Regions from separate parts of the Homo sapiens genome. Here region 1 is linked to region 2. Evidence: chromatin loops called from intact Hi-C (ENCODE). Cell type or tissue: mammary epithelial cell. All regions are shown on one strand. Links, peaks and the distances in the headings refer to the core of each region. The heading gives the core; the rest is flanking DNA.

Region 1 (11,273 bases), core at 1,402-9,401, 200 kb after region 2:
AAAATCAATTATTTACATGTCGCCCTGTATGCAATCGTTATTCACTTAAATGTCATGCTTTTTATTCCTAGATTTTTATTTTGTCTCAAATGACTAAAATGATACTTGGATAGACAGTTTGTTATTAGCAATCAACTTCCAGGCGATCAGTACAAACTAGCGTGTGGTACTCTAAATTACAGGAAAGACAGAAGAGAGAAAAAAAGAAAAGAGAAAGCAGAAATGTGGGTTTTGCTGCAAAGAAATACCAAAATTGTTTCCAATCAGTCAAAGTGAATCATCTGTCTACCAACATGCCTCATTTTTCATTGTCTATAGGTAACTTAGAAAAGAGTAACTAATGCAAGGAATAGTTTTGTTATAAAATGTGCATAATTTTGACTGCTTTAATAATGAAATTTAAATTCACATGTATTTCCTTCTTTTCTATGAACTTCTTTTAATCATAACTGGAAAAAAAATGTCAAGTGGTGTCCACAGCTAGCTGACACTTCACATGAAGATTGAAGAAGAATAAATTTCATTTTAAATACATGTTCCTTCGCAAGTTCTGTGATTAAACATTCACGCTAGCTTTCCTCGGTCAAAAATGAAAGAACCGAATGAACTTCTGTTTGATCCTCTCCTCCACAGGATAAATTTTCCTTTTTCTAGTACATTTAGAGTGCATATTTTGGCAAGTGTGGACTAGGGAGTGGGGAAGGTGTTGTGGGTGGGGAACACTTGCTTTCTTCCATGAGAGCAACCCCTGCCTGGCCTTCGGAGAGATTTTAGCAATTCCCAATCCTGCCCCACTTCCAGCAGTCTGGGCACCTGGGCACCCAGCTCCAATGGGATTAGCTTTCACTGTACTGGATTCCTCTGTCAAACAACTGACCCGCAAACTCTATAGTTACCACCATGCAACACAAAGCTTGAACATACTAACAATCTGTTACTATTCACTGGTGTGTAATGTACACAGGAATGTGAAATTACATGGAAATGCAATCCGGAGTAAAAATCTAAAAATTCATACATTGTATTAGGTTAGTATTTATAATTTCCAAAAACAAAGTCATTGAAGAGGTCATGATTTTTGTTAAAATTAATGAGATTAAAGATCAGGCACAGGTTAAATTTGCCTTCAAGGCAGAAGTTTAGCAGACAAACAATTCTGGTTTAGTTAAAAGTACATGGTCTTTGAACTCTCGTGTCGAAAGAGTTGAACACAACTAAACTTTAATGTGAAAAGGTCTCAAGTAGTTAATCAGAAATGAGAGGCGCACATAGCATTTTATACTGTTTTCGATTTGCTGACACAACATCATTCTGTGCTCTCTAGTGAGCAAGAGTAATCCTCAATAGCATTAAGACGAAAGGCTGAACACAAAACCGCAGGCAAGTCAAGTAGTGATTTTATTCTTTTTGTCATTTTTCTTTCAAGTGGAAGATCCCTAACACTCTCTGCTCCTGACAATGTTTATAAACAGAACTCTGAGAAGCATCTGAATGTAAAAAAAAAATAGGTCTCTCCAACAAACTGTGATAGACGATCAACCAGCTGAGTCCTCTTCCAGATGACATGGGGTTGGAAGTACTTTTAAGACCTAGTTTCCACAAAAATAAAACTCTTAAAATTACTCAACTTGCTGGGTCTGATCCCTATGAAAGAAAAATAGTGTATAACATAAGATATACCATAATCAGTTACACCAACAACTCAGTTCCGAGAAAAGTTTGAAAACATTAACATTGGAAAAGAAAGTTCAATCAAAGACATGCATTAGGCTAAAACGTTCTTTATGATAGCACTTCATTTTAACATATAAACACTATGCTCCTTATAACATACCTTGTAATCTATAAAATAAAGGCAACATATTTTATGTCTGATAATAAAAAAAAGTTAACTGCTAAATCCTAGATGACAAAACACTTCATCTTTTACCCCATAAAATTTGCCCTGAATTTTAAAATTCATCACTTACGTAATATCTGAATTCTACAACTCTGATAGCCTTTTATTAGCAGGCTATGTAAAGATCCAAAATCGTTACACAGTACAAACAGTGAACTGCTAAGCTAAAGTATAACCTTTTTGCTTAACTGGATAGACTAAAGTAATAATAGACTATGTAATACAAACTTCTCAAAGTAAGTCTTCGTTCCCCTCATCCATCCCAAAAAAACACTACTAATAGTTTTTCCTTGAACATCTATACATTATCAAGTGTAGGTGTCTACTATGTAATAATAATATACATTCAAACCACCTTTTTGGGTTTTCTTAAATGTAGGCTTATCTTCTGCTCAAAGCAAAGATACTGCAATAGAAAATCAGCAATGTGACAATTATAATATGCTCTTAAATTATAAATCAATAGGCTGGTCATGGTGGCTTACGCCTGTAATCCTAGCACTTTGGGAGGCCGAGGCAGGTAGATCACTTGAGATCGGGAGTTGGAGATCAGCCTGGCCAACATGGTGAAACCCCGTCTCTACTAAAAATACAAAAAATTAGCCAGGCATGGTAGCAGACACCTGTAGTCACAGCTACTTGGGAGGCTGACGCAGGAGAACTGCTTGAACCTGGGAGGTGGAGGTTGCAGTGAACTGAGATTGCACCACTACACTCCAGCCTGGGTGACAGAGCTGAGACTCGGTCTAAAAAATACATATATATGTATTTTATATATATATTTTTATACATATTTATATATATATATAAATCATTAACTGTTCTGTATATTTTGACAACTTCCTAAGAGGAATTTAAGATAATAGAATTTCATTCCAAATTAATAACATTGTTAAGATAAATACTGTAACAAAATAATAACAAAGTCTCCTTCAATAAAAGTGGAATAGTAATCTGAGGACAAATTTCAGTCAGTTTATTGCTTCCCTTGTTAATCTTTCACCTTCTAAAATGCATTTTACAACTAAAACTGAGAAAGAACTTATGTTAACAACTCTCTATTTTGTGACACTTTAACTTTAATGGAACATGTTTATTCCTTCCTGCTCCCAACGACACTTCCAATACATGAGTTCAGCTAAGAAAACTCAGTTCTAAAATGGCAAGTTCTCAGCTGTCTATGAAGCCAAATGGGCGGCTATAAATGCCTGTGTGGACAGCACCCCTGTCCTCGCATGGATTTTTATGAGGCACCATGTGGCACCCCTCGTGGTTTGCCCAGCTGCAGCTCTTCACAAGGCGGGAAACACATGTGACATTGCCTCCAACTTCCTCTGCCTTCCCAAGTGGCATCAGTCCTCCAACACGCAGACTCACTTTAAGGCACTGACCCTGGACCTTCCTGGGGCCTTTCTGCCAGGAAGATATAAAAGAACATCTATTCATTCCATTGACAGGTAACAGACCCTCATCAAGTGCAAGGTGCTGCACTCAACATGTAGGGATAGTAACATGCAATGGCCACTAAGCATGGATCAGAAGGGAAGATAGAAATATAAGCCACCACACCTCTCCACAAAATGCAGCACATATAATAAGAAATACACATCACATTCTATGAGAGTTCTGAGGCACTGGCAAGATCAGAGAAGGCAATGTGAAAGGGGTGGTGGCTAAAATGGCCCTAAAAGGATGGGTAGGAATTAGAGATGCAAATAAAGTACACTATGGATAGTTAAGAAAAGAGAGGGAAACCAGAGCATGAGGCAGGCAGGGAAGAGACATCCGCTCACTCATTCAGACAACGAATGTTTACTGAACATATGGTCCCAGATGTGGGGGATACACCACGACACACCATGAATAAGACAGACAGTCACTGATTGCTTGGAGCTTACTTTCTTTTTTAAAAATTATGTCCTTCTTTCCATGTTCAAATATCTAAAGGAGCTTACTTTCTAATGGGGTGATGGGCAAGCATATCAACAAATAATTATAGAAGTTAATTTCAGGTTGTGATAAGCGCAAATAAAAATAAACCAGGGTAAGAGCACAGTGGGTGGAGATAGGTAATCAATAAGAATGTGATATGTGAGCAGAGACTGGATTCAAGTGTGGAAGAGGTGATCCTAAGGAAGGGAGCCAAAAAAGCACAGGCAAAAACCCTGGGGCAGAACAGTTGGGCATATTTAAGAACAGCTAGAAGGCCAGTGTAGCTGGAAGAAAATACGTGAATCAAAGAGGTAAGAGATGTTGCTGGAAAGATAAGTACAGGTAAGAATGAATGTTTCTCCTTAAAGGCACCATTGACATTTGGGGCAGAATACTGTGGTCTTGTTGTATTTAGCATCATGGCCCTTGTGGCACTAAATGCCAACAGTACTGTCCTTGTAACAATTTAGAAGCTCCACTAATTTCTAAACACTCCTATGAGGGACAGGAAGCAGGCAGTACATCCCACTGAGAACCACTGAGACAGATCCTGTATGGCCTTGTGGTCATAAATATGATTTTGTTCTAAGTGTAAGGAAGAAGCCAGTAGAGAGCTATAAACAGAGGAAATGGCATATTGCCTATTTCTAGAAGGCCATGATCTAATTTCCTATTTTTTTTTTTTTTGAAATGGAGTCTTGCTCTGTGGTCCAGGCTGGAGTGCAATGGTGCGATCTTGGCTCACTGCAACCTCCACCTCCTGGGTTCAAGTGATTCTCCTGCCTTAGCCTCCCAAGTAGCTGGGATTACAGGCTCGCGCCACCATGCCTGGCTAATTTTTGTATTTTTAGTAGAGACGGGGTTTTGCCATGTTGGCCAGGCTGGTCTCGAACTCCTGACCTCAGGTGATCTGCCTGCCTCGGCCTCCCAAAGTGCTGGGATTACAGGCGTGAACCACCACCACCGACCTCTAATTTCTATCTTTAAAAAATGTCTCTGTCTACTATATGGAAAACTGGCTCCAGGGGATAACAGTAGCTGCAGGGGTAACCAGGAACAAGACTACTGCAGTAATGCAGGAGATTATGACAGCTTGGCTTGGGTAGGTGCTCAGATGTAATAAGATGAGGGAGATCTTGAAGACTGAGCCATCAGGATTTGCCTAATGTGGCTTCACCTAGCTAGAGCAGAGTATTGAAGAGGGGAAGTCAAACATGAGGCTGGAATGGAAAATTGGGGCCAGATTCCCTGGGGGCCTAGAAAGCCAGCCTAAGGGACATCGAGTCTCATTCTGTAACAGGGTGCCCAAGGGTTTTATACTTTAAGCAGAGTAATCCAACAGCAGTTGGGAAAGAAGAGAGACTAAAAAGAGGGAGACCAGCTCAGACAGAGAGAGACCAATTACCACATGCCTGGGAGTAAAGAGAGCAAAGCTCTGCATTGATGAATTCAAAAGGTATTACCAAGACAAGGTTAGTGCCAGTTAATGACCAGCTGACCCTGAGATTTAACCCTGGGCAACAGAGGGATGACAGGGACATGACCAAAGCAAAGCATCATGAAAGGAGAAGAGGATTTGAAAAGGAAGGTAGTATGACCTGCTTCGGCTTCAGACATATTAGGTTTGAATGCTGGCCAACTTCACAGGTAGGAAAAGTCAGCTGGATTTGTGGAACCAGAGCTCCAGCACAAGTGAGGGCTGGAGGCAATTGTTTGGGAGTTATCAGCAAGATGGTGACCCCTAAAGTCACGAGACGGAAAGAGGATCACCACCAGAGAAAAGGCAGACCTCACAAAACACCTTAGATAGAACGCTAGGGACATGAGGAAGGGAAGTCATTTCAAGAATCATGCTGTGTGCAAGAGGGTTAAAAGCACAGATGTAAAGGAGGGTAAACTGGGTAAAAGGCCAATGGATTTAGTGACTAAGAGAGTCTGGAGACTGTCAAGACTGCAGTTTCATCAAGACAGAAAGGTGACTGCAATGTTAAAGGAAGTGAGTCAGTCTGAGGAAATGTGGATGAGCCTACACTATTTTTCAAGGATTGGTTATAAAAGGAAAGTGATAAAAGTGATGGTAGCTTGAAGGAGTAGCAGAGTTGAGGGTAGGTTGGGTGAGTGTGTGTGTCTTAAAAGTAAAAATAGTTAACTTGCAGAGCTTAAAGAGCAGAATCCAGTGGAGAGATTGAAGTTGCAGGATGATATGACCCACCAACGACAAGAAAACAGAAGAGATGAGCAGAGACATGTTACCCTTAGAAAGAGGAAGAGACACCTGTTCCTCTGGCAGATAAGGGAAGATGATCAAGCAGTGGCTGCCATGTTGCTGACAGCCCCCTTAAACACAACAGAAGAGACAATGAATAAAGCTATTATATATATAGCAACACACTTCTGATAACCACTTCTAGGAGAAACAATATTCTGACTAATGCCATTATTCTACTTAATGTCGTGACATCAGAACAACCAAATGTTGTGACTCATAGTTTGTCTCTTTTGTTTAGTGCACTTAATATGAATGAAAGAGGTAGGTGGATAAGTACCTTTGGTAAGTGAATGAAGAACCCCCCAGACAATGCAAATCACGCTATAGATAAAAGAGTATATTTTGTTTCTGAAATTAATTTAAACTCCCACTTGGTTTGTCTTTCACAGTCACTTGACATTTATAATTCAGTTGCAAATTCATAAATCAAAAGCATTCTGCTTTTCATCACAGTTGTCGTGTCTACATATCAAGGTTTTCCTGGTCACCATAACACTACCATTCCACAGCAGTGAAAAGCAAAATACATGGAATGTTATAATGAAGAAAAATTTGAGGGAGCCTGATTTAAAGAAAAAAAAAAAAGAGCAAGAAAGATCAGAATACATAAACTAAGTAATTAATGAGATCATCAAAGCCCATGCTAATCTCATTTAACCATTCCTTACCCCCCTAGAAAGGGAGATACAGAAAGGCACACAACAGCAGCAAATGACTTTAGGTCAGTAGCTTTTTTAAAAATTGGCCACAGTGCACCATCAATTTTATAGGAAACTATTGTAGATAATAAAACCTATCTTTGTAAATCTATTTTACACAGTATGCCAAAACTGTCAGTGAAGCTAAAGTCTTATAATAACTGTGATTGGGATGATGAATTGAATGTGTTAGCCTAGCATTAGTCACCTAATTCTAAATCTAAATTGTACTACCTCAGTCACCTAACTGCTTTTAAAAATACATAAGAGGCCAGGCATAGTGGCTTATGCCTGTAATCCCAGCACTTTGGTAGGCTGAGGTGGGAGGATCACTTGGGGCCAAGAGTTTGAGACCACCCTGGTCAACATAACAAGACCCCATCTCTATAAAAAGTGAAAAACTAGCCAGGCGTCGGGGCACAAATCTCTAGTCCTAAATACTCGGGAGGCTGAGGCAGGAGGATTGCTTGAGCCCAGGAGGTTGAGGCTTCAGTAAGCTGTGATCATGCCACTGTACTCCAGCCCGGGTGACAGAGCAACACCCTGCCTTGAAAAAAAAACACATAAGAAAGAACCAAGAGTTTAATTAATTCCAATTAGAAAATGATAAGAATGGGAAATAACAAAAATCATTAGACTATAACATCAATCAATAACCTATTTCCAAAAAACTCTGAATTAAACACTAAAAATTTTGAAATGGCAAATGAAAAACAACTATTCTCTCTTATGTGCATTTGAAAAATGTTCCTCTTGAATAAGCTGTATTTATCACCAAATATTTCATCTTTCACTGATAGGTACATGACAAAGTGATTCATGTACTATCCATGGACTACAAAAATATGTAGTTGTCTTAACAGGTATCAGGCATAGAGTTGGAATTTATGCTTTAGAACTTGTAATGGAGCCCACAGCAATAGAATGTTTAAAATCTGAATTAGCATTTGATATTCTGAAACAACATTTGGCAGGGGTAGCTGGGATCCCTGGGGTGTTCCATAACATCTATGCATTATTTATTTTACTATACTACCATACTGATCTACAATTACTCTCTCTGTGTGCCTTTCTCTACCAGTGGCCTGGAAACAACTTACAGGTAGAAAGACCACATTATCTACAACCATAGAACAGTGCCCATCGAAGCCAGACCCAGTTACTTTTAAGAGGAATGTCAAAGGGCTACGGGATAGACAGTGGAATTTCCCACAGGAAGATGTACCATCCCTGGACACGAGAACAGAGTTTATTGCATTTTTCAATTCAGGAAGAGAAATTTTTCAAAATAATGTCACAAGAGCGAATGAAGGGAACTCTACAAATCACAGTCATGAAGTGATTCAGAATCCCAAATGCCTGAACTGAATTTTATTAAGGATTTCATTTCCTATAAAAGCAACATAACGCATTTTTAACTACTATTTTTGTTCACGTAGTTACCTCCCTATTCTACTTTTTCAGCTGTTTCCAGGAACAGTGAGCAGACCATCATTGAATAGAATATATATTAAGTACATATTCTAAATGTATACCTTCTGCAAGAATTAAAAATCTGCACTAGAAAATATTGCCTACACAGGCAGATAGTCTTCAAACACAAGTAGACCATCTAAACACATTTCAGTAGACATGTGTTTCCCACAGCTGCTGTAACAAATTAGCACAAACTTCATGGCTTAAGATAACACAAATTTGTTATCTTGCAGTTCTGGAGGTCAGAGTACAAAATGGGTCTCTCTGAGCTAAAATCAAGGTGTTGGCAGCGCTGTGTTTTTTTTCTGGAGGTTCTAGGGGAAAAATCTGTTTTCTTGCCTTTTCCAGCTTCCAGAGGCTGCCTGCATCACTTGCCTTGGGGCCCCTTCCTCCATCTTCAACAGGAGGTTGAGTTCCTCATCACATAACATCACTCGGACCTTGTCTTCTGCCTCGCTATTCCACTTCTAAAAGCCCCAGTGATTACACTGGACTCATCCAAATAACCCAGGATCATCATCTCCTCTCCAGGTCAGCTGATTAGCAACCTTAACTCTTTGCCATGTAATAACACACGGCTCTGGGGATTAGGATGTAAACATCTTGAGGGGAGGGAAAGGGAATGACACATTAGTCTGCCTACTGCAGCATGGAATCATCCATCAGTACACTTTCTATTTTATTTTTCATACAGACTCACAGACATATACCACACCCATACCCAAAAGTTTTTTAGATTTCCCTGCCCTAATTTGATAATTCTAGACTAATTCTAATGAATACTTCCACAAGTGTCTCCTATAATTTTGTAATGTTAGAATTTTACTTTAAAAAAACAAAAAAAATTCTGTTCTTCGAAAAACAAACAAACAAACAAACAAATTCCAGATGGTTCCAAGAGTGCAAACCTGAAAACAGCTTAACCTGATTTATTTTTTTAAAAAAAGGCATGACAGTCTCACCAGGAAAGAGCTCTTTTAGTTTACAGGGTTTGATACGTAATATAATCATACTTAAGAGTTTTGTTTTGCTTTTTGTTTTCTGTTTTGAGACAGGATCTTGTTCTGCGGCCCAGGCTGGAGTGCAGTGGCTTGTGGAAAACTGAACTCATCTTTATAATTCCTTTTTTATTGAGACTTACCTAGAATAATTAACATTTGAATTTAATTAAAAACAGTTCTTTTGTCAAACTTAACCCAATTCTCCAATACTTTTGTAGGTCACCTTCTTTAATAACAATCAGAGGAAGAATTTTCTGACTCTTCAAAACAGCAATCTAAATATAATACTTTATTGTACAACACATGATGTCTTTTTTTTTGTGTCCCAAATTGTGTTCCTTAGAACACCTGGAAACATAAATTGGTATACCACCCCCCCACCCAAAAAAAAAACCTATTCGGTGGCCACATACATTTGGAAAAGGACGTATACCATGCCTCTCTTTTAGAGGGTCACAATGCATACTAAGTGTTAAAAGTCCTCTAACTTTGTTTAACATCACTGTTTTCAGAACGTTTTCCTAACATCCCTATAAATAACCTGGGCTGAGGCAAGAAAGTGAGAAGTGAATACTAATGTAGAGCATATCTCCACAGAGTATTACTCATGAGTAAGCCCCACAGCTTACTCATCACAACTGGGAACAAAACCAGCCCCACTTTATGCTCCTGAGAGTATACGACGGATGAAAGGCATTTCAAATATCAAATGTCAAATCAATGCCAAATTGCAACTACAATTAAAATCTACTTGAAACAACACAAATATGAAAAGGCTCCTGCTGTCTCTAATTGTATTTACATGAGTGGGTCCTTTAAAAAACAATGCTTGGCCAGGCGAGGTGGCTCATGCCTGTAATCCCAACACTTTAGGAGGTGGAGACGGGTGGATCACTTGAGGTCAGGAGTTCGAGACTAGCCTGGTCAACATGGTGAAACCCAGTCTCTACTATAAATACAAAAATTAGCCAGGCGTGGTGGTGCATGCCTGTAATCCCAGCTACTCGGGAGGCCGAGGCAGGAGACTGCTTGAACCCAGGGGCGGAGGCTGCAGTGAGCCAAGATCACGCTGCTCCAGCCTGGGCCACTAAATGAGACTCTGTCTCAAAAATAAAAATAAAATAAAAAACAATGTTTAATTCAATATGACTTTAAATGGTGCACAGCTAAATGAACCTACCCATGTTTATAAAGAATCCAAATGTATCTGATTCAAAATACTGACCCTCAAATAGAGCCGTGGATGCCCCATCCACTACACATAAGCAAGAGACAGATTTATGAAAAGCATTTCAAAATGTTTTTTCCTTCATACAGAGTAATAAATACTCAATTAAAAGGAATTAAGGTTAATTCTAAAGAGATGGGAAATTTCCTTTAGTTTTCATTTGTTTTTCTATAAAAAATAGAAATATTTCAATCTAAAATAAAAAATCTCAAAGCTAAAAATATTAAGTATCAATTATTCAAATATCACTGATTCCACGTGGGCGCAGTGACTCACACCTGTATTCCCATCACTTTGGGAGGCCAAGATGGGCAGATCACCTGAGGTCAGGAGTTCAAGACCAGCCTGGCCAACATGGTGAAACTCCATCTCTACTAAAAATACACAAATTAGCTGGGCGTGGTGGCACACACCTGTAGTCCCAGCTACTCAGGAAGCTGAAGGAGAATCATTTGAACCCAGGAGGCAGAGGTTGCAGTGAGCTGAGATCGTGCCATTGCACTCCAGCGTAGATGACAGAGTGAGAAACCACCTCAAAAAAAAAAAAAAAAAAAAATTACTGAGTCCCCCTCTAAAAAATTCTATTAAAATGACAATTATTTTTTAAGTTTATAGCCCTCAAGTATAAACAATAGGCTCAAAAGGTTGAAAAACAGTGTCTTGGTCCACTCCTGTGAGGTGCTAAAATGTAACGAAAAGGCCACCGGTGCTAGGGCATAGGAAGGCTACTTACCTTCCCAGAGCCCAAGTTTCTTCATCTGTAAATAGA
Region 2 (11,273 bases), core at 1,419-9,418:
GACACCAATCCTATAAGGAATATGAATCAGTCCCCTCTGGCAAGTAATACTCATAATTTGCTTAACTTACTGAGTTGAGGAGTACATATTTATGGGTCCCTATATAACCTATGAGTGGGAAAAAATGGGCCAAAATTCACCTTATTTTTAAAAATGACATATTAATTTATTTGGCTAATTTACTAGGCTAGCCATTAAACCACAATAATTTTAAATAAATGAGTATAAAGTAGATGATCCTTAACCAAAACTATGGAATGTATCCTTTTTCCCTTCTACTAAATAGAGATGGAATAAATCAGTTGAAAAGAATTGGCTTAGAAGGTGACAGAGGCCTGGCACCATGGCTCACGCCTGTAATCCCAACACTTCAGGAGGCCAAGGTGGGAAGATCACTTGAGCTCAGGAGTTTGAGACCAGCCTGGGCAACACAGAAAGACCCTGTGTCTACAAAATTAAAATTGAAAAATTATCTGTGTGTAGTGGTGCGTGCCTGTGGTCCTAGCTCCTTGGGAGACTAAGGTGGGAGGATTGCTTGAGCCCAAGAGGTCTAGGCTGCAGTCAGCTGTGACCATGCCACAGCACTCTAGCCTGGGTGACAGACAGAGACCCCCTGTCTCCAAAAATAAAAAAAGTGACAGATGACAACATGAATACTTTTCATTCACAACATACACTCTAACTGTTTCAGGCAAAATTCCATAAATATATATAAAACTGGCAATATAGCATCATATATAACTCTGGGTTTAGTCTACTGAATTTGAATTCTGGCTCTACCACAAGCTGTGTAATCTTGGGCAAGTTATTAAACTCTCTGGGTTAAGATTTCTTTATGCAAAAAATAGGGAAAATAATACTGGCATGAGGTTATTGACAGCCATAAGATAGGTTGATCCTATATAAAATACTTAGCACGATGCCATCGCCTTACAATTATTAATAATTAGTAGCACCTCCTTTCAATAGGAAATAGGCATTCTGGACTTATGCATCAGACAGCCATAGTTTAGCCATCACTATTGAGAGACTTGCCTTATATTATTATTCTGGTTTCTCAGGTCAGAAAACATTTTCTTCTGTTTTTGTTTTTCTTCTGATATTCCTTACTTCTTGTATCTCACACAAAATATGTCAGTCACAATTCTGGGTCTGGCATGGTGGCTCATGACTATAAGCCCAGCACTTTGGGAGGCCGAGGTGGGTGGGTCACTTCAGGTCAGGAGTTTGAGACCATCCTGTCCAACATGGTGAAACCTTGTCTCTACAAAAAAATACAAAAATTAGCCGGGCATGGGGCACGTGCCTGTAATCCCAGCTACTCAGGAGGCTGAGGCAGGAGAATCACTTGAACCCAGGAGGCGGAGGTTGCAGTAAGCTGAGATCGCACCACCGCACTCCAGCCTGGGTAACAGAGCAAGACTCCATCTCAAAAAAATAATAATAATAAAAGTAAATAAATCAATAAATTCTGGCTTCTAACTTCCATTTCTTTCAAATCAATGTATTAAAAATATATATCTGAGGTCTGAGGGTTCAACCTGAACAAGTTTATTTATTTGTAAAAGATTATCCTCAAATATATTTCTAAAGTTCCAGTCCTCAGAATAACATAATAAAGCGTATTTCCCTGTTAGCATCTATTACATCCTCATTTTCCTTTTTAGCACAAGTCTGGACTTATGTGGAATTCTGGGAGACGTTTTGAAGCTATTGATGAAGTGGTGAATCCAACAGAAATAGATACACATGCAAAGCAGTGTGTATTGGACATGAATCACCATAGGGGTGTCTCATCCTCATCGTATCTATGAAGAAGAGATGTTAACACACACCAGCCTAACAGCAATAGCATAGATGACACAGGGAAGACATGGAATGTTTTTCTTTCCTCTCGCTTTGTTTTATTTTTTATTTTTGTCTTATTTATTTATTTATTTATTCAAGATAGGATCTCGCTCTGTCACCCAGGCTGGAGTGCAGTGGCTCAATCTTGGCTCACTGTAGCCTTGACCTCCTGGGCTCATACAGTCCTCTCATCTCAGCCTCCCAAATAGCTGGGACCTCAGGCGCATGCCACCATGCCTGGCTAATTTTTTTGTATTTTTTTGTAGAGATAGGATCTCACTATATTGCCCAAACACATCTCGAACTCCTGGACTCAAGCGATCTGCATGCCTCGGCCTCCCAAAGGGCTGGGATTACAGGTGTAAGTCACCGTATCTGGCCTATTTTTGTGTTTAACCAATACTTTTATTTTTTCTTTTAGGTTGGACAAAACGTCTAATGTATAATATTAATATATTCACCTTTATACCAATACAGTTGTGAAATATAATTTTCTTTCTTCTTTTTTTATTAAGTCCAACTTTTATTTTAGATTTGGGGGGCACATGTGTAGGTTTGTTACATGGGTATATTGCATGATGCTGAGATTTGTGATACAAATAATCCCATCCACCAGGTAGTGAGCATAGCAGCCAATAGTTTTTCAACCTTTGTCCCGCTTCTCCCTCCCAACCCCCACAAGAAGTCCCCAGTGTCTATTGTTTCCATTGTCAAGGACATGGAATTTTTTGTGACGCACCACAAAATATCAATATATTTAATTTCATCACATGATCTAAGAATAACTTAGTAGCAGAAAATGTATACTTCATATTACAGATATTTCACGCTTAAAAAAATCACAACACAGGTCCACATCAATGAGGAGAAGACTAACTCTAAAACTATGTGATGGCCGGACACAGTGGCTCACGCCTGCAATCCCAGCACTTTGAGAGGCCAAGACTGGTGAATCACCTGAGGTTAGGCGTTCGAGACCAGCCTGGCCAACTTGCTGAAACCCCATCTCTACTAAAAATACAAAAAAATTAGCCAGGCTTGGTGGCACACGCCTGTAATCCCAACTACTTGGGAGGCTGAGGCAGGAGAATCGCTGGAACCCGGGAAGTGGAGGTTGCAGTGAGCCGAGATGGCGCCACTACACCCCAGCCTGGGCGACAGAGTGAGACTCCATCTCAAATAAATAAATAAATAAATAAATAATAAATAAAACTATGTGATCAGCTGTGTTCAAGTATTTAAATTAATATTTAATTAGCACGTCTTTGTTAATCTGGGGGATTCATATATCTGAAGACCTGAGCCCACGGATGCATGGTGAGAATGTGTTGCACTCCCTTCACTGTGGCAGAGCCAAGGAAGACAGCAGTGAACCGCAGTTATTCCCCTCATGCTGCAAGATGTGTGCTGAACAAGTGATTATAGTTATGAAAAATGTTAAGAAAAGAAAGTGCAGGTGGAGGGGCCGTAGAAATGAATAATGGGCAATTAGCCTAGCCTGGGCAATCAGGAGAAACTCCCTAGGAAGTTCCACTTAAGTTGAGTCTTGGTGAATGAGAAAGGGTTAATCAGGTGAAGAAAGCTGTGGGGCAGGAGCTGTTAAATGTGGAGAAGAGAGGTCTAGGCACCTGGCTACATAATGACCCAGATGGAAACTATTCCAGAAACTGAACCTCAGTAATGTGCCTGAAGCTTGAGAAAGAAGGGAATAGAAAACTATAAGATGAGGAAAAGAGATTAAGCATAGGTCAGATTATGCTAAACCTCATAGGACACATTGCAGATTTCGGTGTTTATCTTAAAGAAAATAGAAAGCCATAGAAGGCTGTTTTTGTTGTTGTTGTTGTTGTTTGTTGTTTTGGTTTTTTTTTTTTTTTAGACAGAGTCTCACTCTGTCACCCAGGCTGGAGTCCAGTGGCTAGAGAATTCCACTCCCACTTTCCTGATGATCTAGTGAGGCTGCCAGTGACTTAACCCAACCCTCCAGCCTTTGAAAAATCAGGTAACCTAGTCCAGAGAAATAAGCATCTTTCTCCTAAAAATATACATCTTAAGAAGAACCAAGAGTGGTTGAAGATGAGCCCAGTCATCCATGGAGATGTTGTACCCAGAAAGCTGTCAGGACTTCCTGCTGCGAAGATGCCCAGAGTCCCCCAGTTCTGAAACTGAGTTGTTTAACTCTTCCTTGATTCTGTGAGGTCCCCAGTATTATTCTAATAAATGGGCTTTTCTCATTTAAGTTTGGCGGGGTGGGTTTCTATTGCTTGTGTCCCAAGAACTCTGACACTGCCAGGCAGTGTGCTAGGTGATGTATATGATAATTTATTTAATTTAATTTTTCAAAGGAAGGTATCATAATCTCCATTTTACACACAATGAAAATGAAGCTAGTTGAGGTTACAGTAATTTGCTCACAGACACACAGTAAGTGGTGAAGTGTGACAAGGGGCTTGAGTCTTTGCCTGGATGCCAAAGGCTCTGCATGTTCTTCTATGTCACAAATGAGCAAGGATATTAAAAAGTTTTCATTCATTGCCACATAAGCTTAATATTTCAGACACATTTTGCATTAAATGATCTTACCAGGTAGATCATTTGTTATATCTGCTGATACAATAGAAATTTTCTTAGAAAAGCACAAAATGAAAGCAGAGAGAGATTATTAACAAGTTAAAGTTCTGTATATTGTTTTAATATACATATGTGTGTTTAGTTCCCTACCTAAAATACATCACAGTCACACAACATTCCGATCTTTTATTCTCTACAATTTTTTTTTTTTTTTAGATGGAGTCTTCCACTGTCGCCAGGCTGGAGTGCAGTGGCGCAATCTCCGCTCACTGCAACTTCCGCCTCCCGGGTTCAAGCAATTCTCCTGTCTCAGCCTCCCAAGTAGCTGGGACTACGGGCATGTACCACCACACCCAGCTAATTTTTGTATTTTTAAAAGAGACGGGGTTTCGCCATGTTGCTCAGGATGGTCTCGAGCTCTTGACCTCGTGATCCGTCCACCTCGGCCTCCCAAAGTGCTGGGATTACAAGCGTGAGCCACCGCGCCCGGCCTTTCTACTCTTTTGTGTTCCAAATTCTTTTGTATTCCATCATAATAATAACAGTGTAATTGCATGCAGTCTTACAATGGTTTTTAAGTCTACTCGTGACAAGAGCACAGTTATAGCCATGATATTAAACAAAAGGAAAACACGACAATCAATAACGATGTACATATAAGTACATATAAGGAATTGTACTAAATGTTGTGGGATAAACAAAATAAAAGAAATAAACATTTTCTTCAAGACACTGTCTCATTGGAAAGGCAAATAACAAAGATATGAAAAATAAAATAGGTAGAAATGGAATAAAAATGCAAAGGTAGCACGTGACTCCCTGTGAAATGATGTTTTAAGAGAGTTAATTACAAAGTCCTATGAACCCAAAAGGAAAGTGCTCAGATCCGGAAGAATAGGAAATGAAGAACAGTATGCTTGTGTCTGTCCACAAGAAAAATATATGATGTCTAAATAACAACCTAAAATAATGAAAGATTTCTGTGATGCATGGCTGACACACAGTACATCTTCATCTCAGGGGAGAATTTCCAGAAGTTGATTTTCCAGATTTATAGAACACAACTCCTGAGTGGTCACTGCAGCAACTGTGTCATTTTTCTACTTTTTCCAGCTGAACCAGTGACAAGTTACATCACTAATCCTGAGCTTATTAAGAAGTGTCACCATCTCATGTTGGAAACCTCTCCGGAGGGTTTGGTACTGTTCTCTCAGGTAGATTATTTAAGATTAATGTCCTGATATGACAAACTGCATTTTTAATCTGTCATCAAAGCAGATTATCAGAACCAGAAATGACAAGATTTAACACACAGTTTTTCATGCCTAAAACTAACAGCAAAAACTACAATGCATTTCACTACATTCAAAGTAAACATGATATATTAATGAATGGTTTTTCCTCTGTCACCGAATAATTATAGATTCCTTCTTACTAAAAACAAATTATGTTTATTTCCCTTAAGAAGACTATGATTAATTATACACAATTACACTTGCCTTTAATTGAACAGATTTCTTCTTTACTCTGGATTAGTGGGTTATTGTATATTATTAAATAGCTTCAGAAAACCCAAAGAAGGAAACCTTTCTCTTCAGAACTAAAGCTGGGTAAGTAATGGTGGTCGTGGAACTATGGATAGGGGTCAAAAAAGTTTCATTTTCTTGTTAAAATGACCTATGGCAAACAGAGCTAACAGTGTCTTACAGTTCTGATTTATTGGAAGCACATTGATATGCCTGAATCTCAGAAATTGTATTGGAAAAGCCACAAATGAAAGCTGAGAGAGATTAACATGTGGTGGGCTAAGACTTTGTAAAGATAGATTCCTAAGGCAGGATTTCTCAAACTCAACAATATTGACATTTTAGGATGTATAATTTTTGTTGTTGTTGGGGGTTGTCTTGTGCACCACAGAATATTTGCAGCATCTATCCACTAGATGCCAGTAACGTACATCCTCACAGTTGTGACAAACAATGATATCTCCAGACATTGCCAAATGTCTCCTAGAAGGGGATGGGGGCGGAGTGGGGTAGAGGGGAGCAAAATTGCCCTGGTTGAGAACCACCACCCAAAATTGTAGCATTCCTGTCTGGCCCCAAATCTAGAGGACATTGTACCTGATTCTGCTAGATGCTGAAAGTGTATAATTCTGTTGTGATAACAGAATATCCAGAATAAAGACCATACTTCCCAGCCTCACCTCCCTTACAGCTAAGTAGGGCCATGCTTCTAAAGTCAGGTTAACAGGATTTAAGCAAAAATTGTGTGGGAACTTCCTGGTCATGCCCATAAAAGGAAAAAAATATTTCCTTCTATTCTACTTTCCACCTTCTTGCTGGCTAGTTATAGACATGATGGTGAGAGCCAGAGCAGCCATACTGGACACAGGGATTGGAGCTGTGTGTTGAGTATGGCAGAGTAACAACAGCATGGGTGGCTGGATGTTTGACATGGTAGAGGTCCCATATCAGCTTTGAGACCTGAGAGAGAATAAACTTCTCTCTTGCTTAAATCTCTGTTCTATCAGGTTCTTTGTTATAGCAACTGGCATTTTCGTGGTAACTAACACACATCCCAACTGCTGTTGCATGCGCTAAGCCAAAAAGGCAGCAATGAAAAGAGGAGGGATCACTTCTTGTCCTTTTGGGTAAGACCAAGTATAAAACAGGGAGCTTCCTTTGTCCCACTGGAATCTAAAGAAGCTCTAACTGGGTCTACATCCTTGATTGGAAAACAGTCATTTTTAATTGTAACATAAACAAACACCAGGGAAAGAAACAGTGAGCAGTGAGGGAGGACGGAGTTAGTGATTCAGTCAGACCAACTGAATTCACACAGGCGATCCAATAGGAAGACAGTGTGCACAGTTGGTCTTTTCTTAGCTTACACTGAGATTCACGTCTGGACAGGTGAGGCTGGCGAAGTCCCCTACACAGCTGTTTATTTGCATGAGCTGGTTTGCCACGCAAAGAGCATGCTAGGCCAGGCACGGTGGCTCATGCCTATAATCCCAGCACTTTGGGAGGCTGAGGCGGGCAGATTGCTTGAGCCCAGGAGTTCAAGACCAGCCAGGCCAACATAGGGAGATCCCGTCTCTACCAAAATTAGCTGGGTGTGGTGGCGCCTGTAGTACTAACTACCCAAGAGTCTGAGGTGGGAGGATTGCTTGAGCCCAGGAGATCAAGGCTGTGGTGAGCCAAGATTGCATCACTGCACTCCAGCCTGGGTGACAGAGCAAGACTATCTCAAAAAAAGAAAGAAAGAAAAATAAAAAGAAACGAAGGAAGGAGAGAGAGAGAGAGAGAAAGAAAGAAAGAAAGAGAGAAAGAAGGAAGGAAGGAGAGAGAGAGAGAAAGGAAGAAGAAAGAAAGAGAGAGAAGGAAGGAAGGAGAGAGAAAGAAAGAAAGAAAGGAGAAAGAAAGAAAAAAAAGAAAAGAAGAAATGGCATGTTAGGTTGTACTTTTGTGGGAATGTAAGAATGAGAAAGACATTATCAGTGGAACGGATGGCCTTGTGTCTGGTCACCTGTCCAGCCCCATGGACAATGTATGAACCAATGAAGAGTGAACGTTCATAAGCTCAAGTGAGGAAATGGGTTCAGAAAGGTAGTCATGAAACGCATGGCACAGAGCATGACAAAGAGTGCCCAAAGCAGGGGGGAGAGCTCTCTCCCCACTTTGGCAAGGAATGCAGCCCCAACTGCGTGAACTTTCTAGTTCCTCCATGGTGACAACCAGAGGACCAGGGCGGAAGCTTAGGGGAGGGGAGGGCCCTGCAGATAACATTGTACCTCACAAGGACCTGCAGAGAACAATGGTGTTGAGCAGTGGGACCGGACTTTGCTTATAAGCACAAGTGAGATACCCCATAGAAATACCCAGAAATGCTTTACGATGGAGGACATTACAATAAGATGAGGCCATGCATCACTGGGGGAAGCCTTAAGCTGGCAAAGGTTGACCATTAATGTTGACGGTCCCCTGTGGCAGATAATAGTGAATTCCTGACCCAGTCAGCATTCCAAGGCCCTTCTCCCTACCATGTTGTTCCAGCCATGAGGGGATCTGAGGCAGTGTTCTGGGCAACATGACCAAAACAGAACACTAGTGGTGTTCCTGAAAAAAAAAAAAAAACAATTTTTTTTTCTGTGATAGAAACACTGCCTTTTCTCCTTCTGTCTTCTTCCTGGAGGAATGTGAACATGATTCCTGAAGCAACAGCAGCAGCAGCCATCATCTTTAAGCCTCCGCAGTCGCTGATTTCTGCATCTCTTGTTCTGTGAGGAAAATAGCCCCATGTGCTTAAATGGCTGTAGTTGAGTTTTCTAACACTTGAAGCCACTGCTGATTCATGGCTACAGGCTGATAAAAGCAGGGGAAATTTATATTACAGCAAATGTTGCTGCCATCTCTCCTGAAAAAGTGGTCTGAGGATCATATACAAGCCAAATATCTCCTTTCACATACTTTGCCCAGTCTATATGTGGCCTTTGTCATCTCACAATGTTTTCATGTTCACTTACTCATCTAAAAAGTTTGTTACTGGCGAGGATGTGGGAAAACTGGACCCCTCCTATACTGCTGGTGGAAGTTTAAAATGTACATCTACTCTGGAAAATTTCTTGACAGTTTTTCATAAAACTAAATCTGCATTTGCCACATAACCTAGCAATCATATCCTCTTGGGCATTTATCCCAGAGAAATGAAAACTTATGCTCATATACACAGAGAATAAGTCTGTATATGAATGCTGATAGTAGCTTTATTTGTAATAGCAAAAAAACTGTGAACAATCCAAATGTCTTTCAAAGGGCAAATGGTTAAGCAAACTCTGGCATATCCATACGGTGGAATACTATTCAGCCACGCAAAGGAATAAACTATGGATACATGCGACAAACTGGGTGGGTCTTAAGGACATTATGCTGGGTGAAAAAGTCAATGTCAAAAGGTTACATACTGTATGACTCCATTTATAGAACATCCTGGAAATGACAAAAGTGTAGAGATGGAGAACAGATTAGTGGTGGCCAGGGATTATGAACAGCGGACAGAGGGAGGATGCAAAGGGGTAGAATGAGGGAGTTCCTTTGTGCTGATGGAACAATTCTGTATCCTAATTGTTGTGTTAGCTACAACAGTAATTATGTACTGATCTATAACTGGGGTCAAATTGCATAGAACTATAAATACACACACACATGAGTGCATGTAAAAACTGGAGAATGCAGAGTAAGGTCTATACTCTAGTTACTAGTGTTATTCCACGCCAGTTTACTGGTTTTAATATGGTACTATGGTTATATAAGATGTCACCACATGGAACTCTATGTGTTAAGTGTTGCAGCTTTCTGTGAGCCCATACATATTTCAAAATAAAGAGGTTTTTTTTTATCAGCCTTAATAATCAGAAAAAAAGGAATAACTGATGACTCAGAGTATCTTTTCCGAATAAAATCTACAATCATTTTCCTTCAAATTTCTCATATGATTTTAAGCTTGATAGATATTTCGTCTCATTAAAATTTACGTGACATGGCCGGGCGTGGTGGCTCATGCCTGTAATCCCAGCACTTTGGGAGGTGGAGGGGGGCGGATCATGAGGTCAGGAGTTCAAGAGCAGCCTGGCTAACATAGTAAAACCCTGTCTCTACTAAAAATACAAAAATTAGCTGGGTGTAGTGGCACACACCTGAAGCCCCAGCTACTCAGGAGGCTGAGGCAGGAAAGTCGCTTGAACCCAGGAGGCGGAGCTTTTAGTGAGCTGAGACTGTGTGACTGCACTCCGGCTTGGGTGACAGAGCGAGACTCCGTCTCAAAAAAAAAAAATTAACGTGACGTAACCATAGAAAGAAAGAAAAAAAAAGTTTGGCTTTAGGGAGAAGAAAGCAGAGAACAATATGTATCCTTTGGTCTTAGAAACGAATGGTAATGAAACAACAAAAATAGTTTCACAAATTTTTACTTAGAAAATTGAACTTAAGAGCCTTGTTTTGTTTTGTTTTTTTGGTGAGGCGGCGCGGGGAGTTTTGTTTTTTAGCTGGGCATGGTGGCATGAGCCTGTGGTCCCAGCAACTAGGGAGGCTGAGGTGGGAGGATTGCTTGAGACCAGGAGATGGAGGCTGCAGATGGAGGCTGCAGTGAGCCGTGATTGTGCCACTGTATTACAGCCTGGGTGACAGAGCAAGACTCTGTCTCAAAGAAAAAAAAAAGAGTCTTGTTCAAGCATAAGCAATGGGTCAAAAAATAAGGTAACTATAAATACAGTGCAGATGTGAATTTTTAAGTCAGTAACATTGTTTGGGGACTTGATCCAGTTACCTTTTATGGTCCAAAGAAAGACTCTCTGTCACCCACCACACGATTAGTCATTTTTTTCTACCTCTCTTGAGAAAAAATGATGAAATTAATAAATTGTGACTATTAAGCAAGTTATACCAACGCCATATGCAATTTTCCCAGAAAGACAAATTGTAAAGGAAATGCTTGCAAAGTTCTTACACAAACTCTCTTGGAAGAGAATAAAAGAGCAGCTGTGCACTGAGCCCCCCTGGTTGTCTGAAATGAGGTGGTGAGCCACCATTGAGTGTATCAGTTACCTTTGAAAGTTATTACCGTCCTCATTTTCATCTAGAGGGTAATAAAAGGTGTCAGAAAGTTTTTGCTTTTTGAAGCAGTCATCTGCTTATTTCTAGAAGTAACTGTAGATTAGCGACTAAATCCCCAAATTAAATAAAAAGAGGAGTCCAAATTGCTAGAACTTTTGAAAGAATTACTGCAGCATAAGCAGGTGTGGGCGTTATATAAATGTGTAGCATTATCTTGGGTAGAATTCAGAGGGCCCAGCA

Evidence for each region. A loop is a pair of places that touch in the nucleus more often than their neighbours do. Peaks named below come from ENCODE experiments on the same cell type or tissue, not always from the same donor. Only the 100,000 strongest peaks of a DNase experiment are listed, where the experiment ranks them.
Region 1: a loop joins it to region 2, with 4 times the contacts of the local background. A loop is called at or near these places in 2 of 110 quality-filtered maps.

What each region holds. Positions count from the first base shown.
Region 1 is chr4:169,219,817-169,231,089 of GRCh38, forward strand. All of the region lies in intron 2 of SH3RF1 (SH3 domain containing ring finger 1), which reads right to left. Among named protein-coding and RNA genes, the nearest start is that of SH3RF1, 46 kb to the right of the region's middle. RefSeq lists enhancers at 5,281-6,480, 9,667-10,346. In mammary epithelial cell, for the core only: no CTCF peak of the experiment used is centred there; DNase peaks (open chromatin) are centred at 5,795 and 6,295; H3K27ac peaks cover 3,837 bases.
Region 2 is chr4:169,018,591-169,029,863 of GRCh38, forward strand. No RefSeq gene overlaps it. Among named protein-coding and RNA genes, the nearest start is that of CBR4-DT, 14 kb to the left of the region's middle. In mammary epithelial cell, for the core only: a CTCF peak has its summit at 6,353 (motif pointing right); no DNase peak of the experiment used is centred there.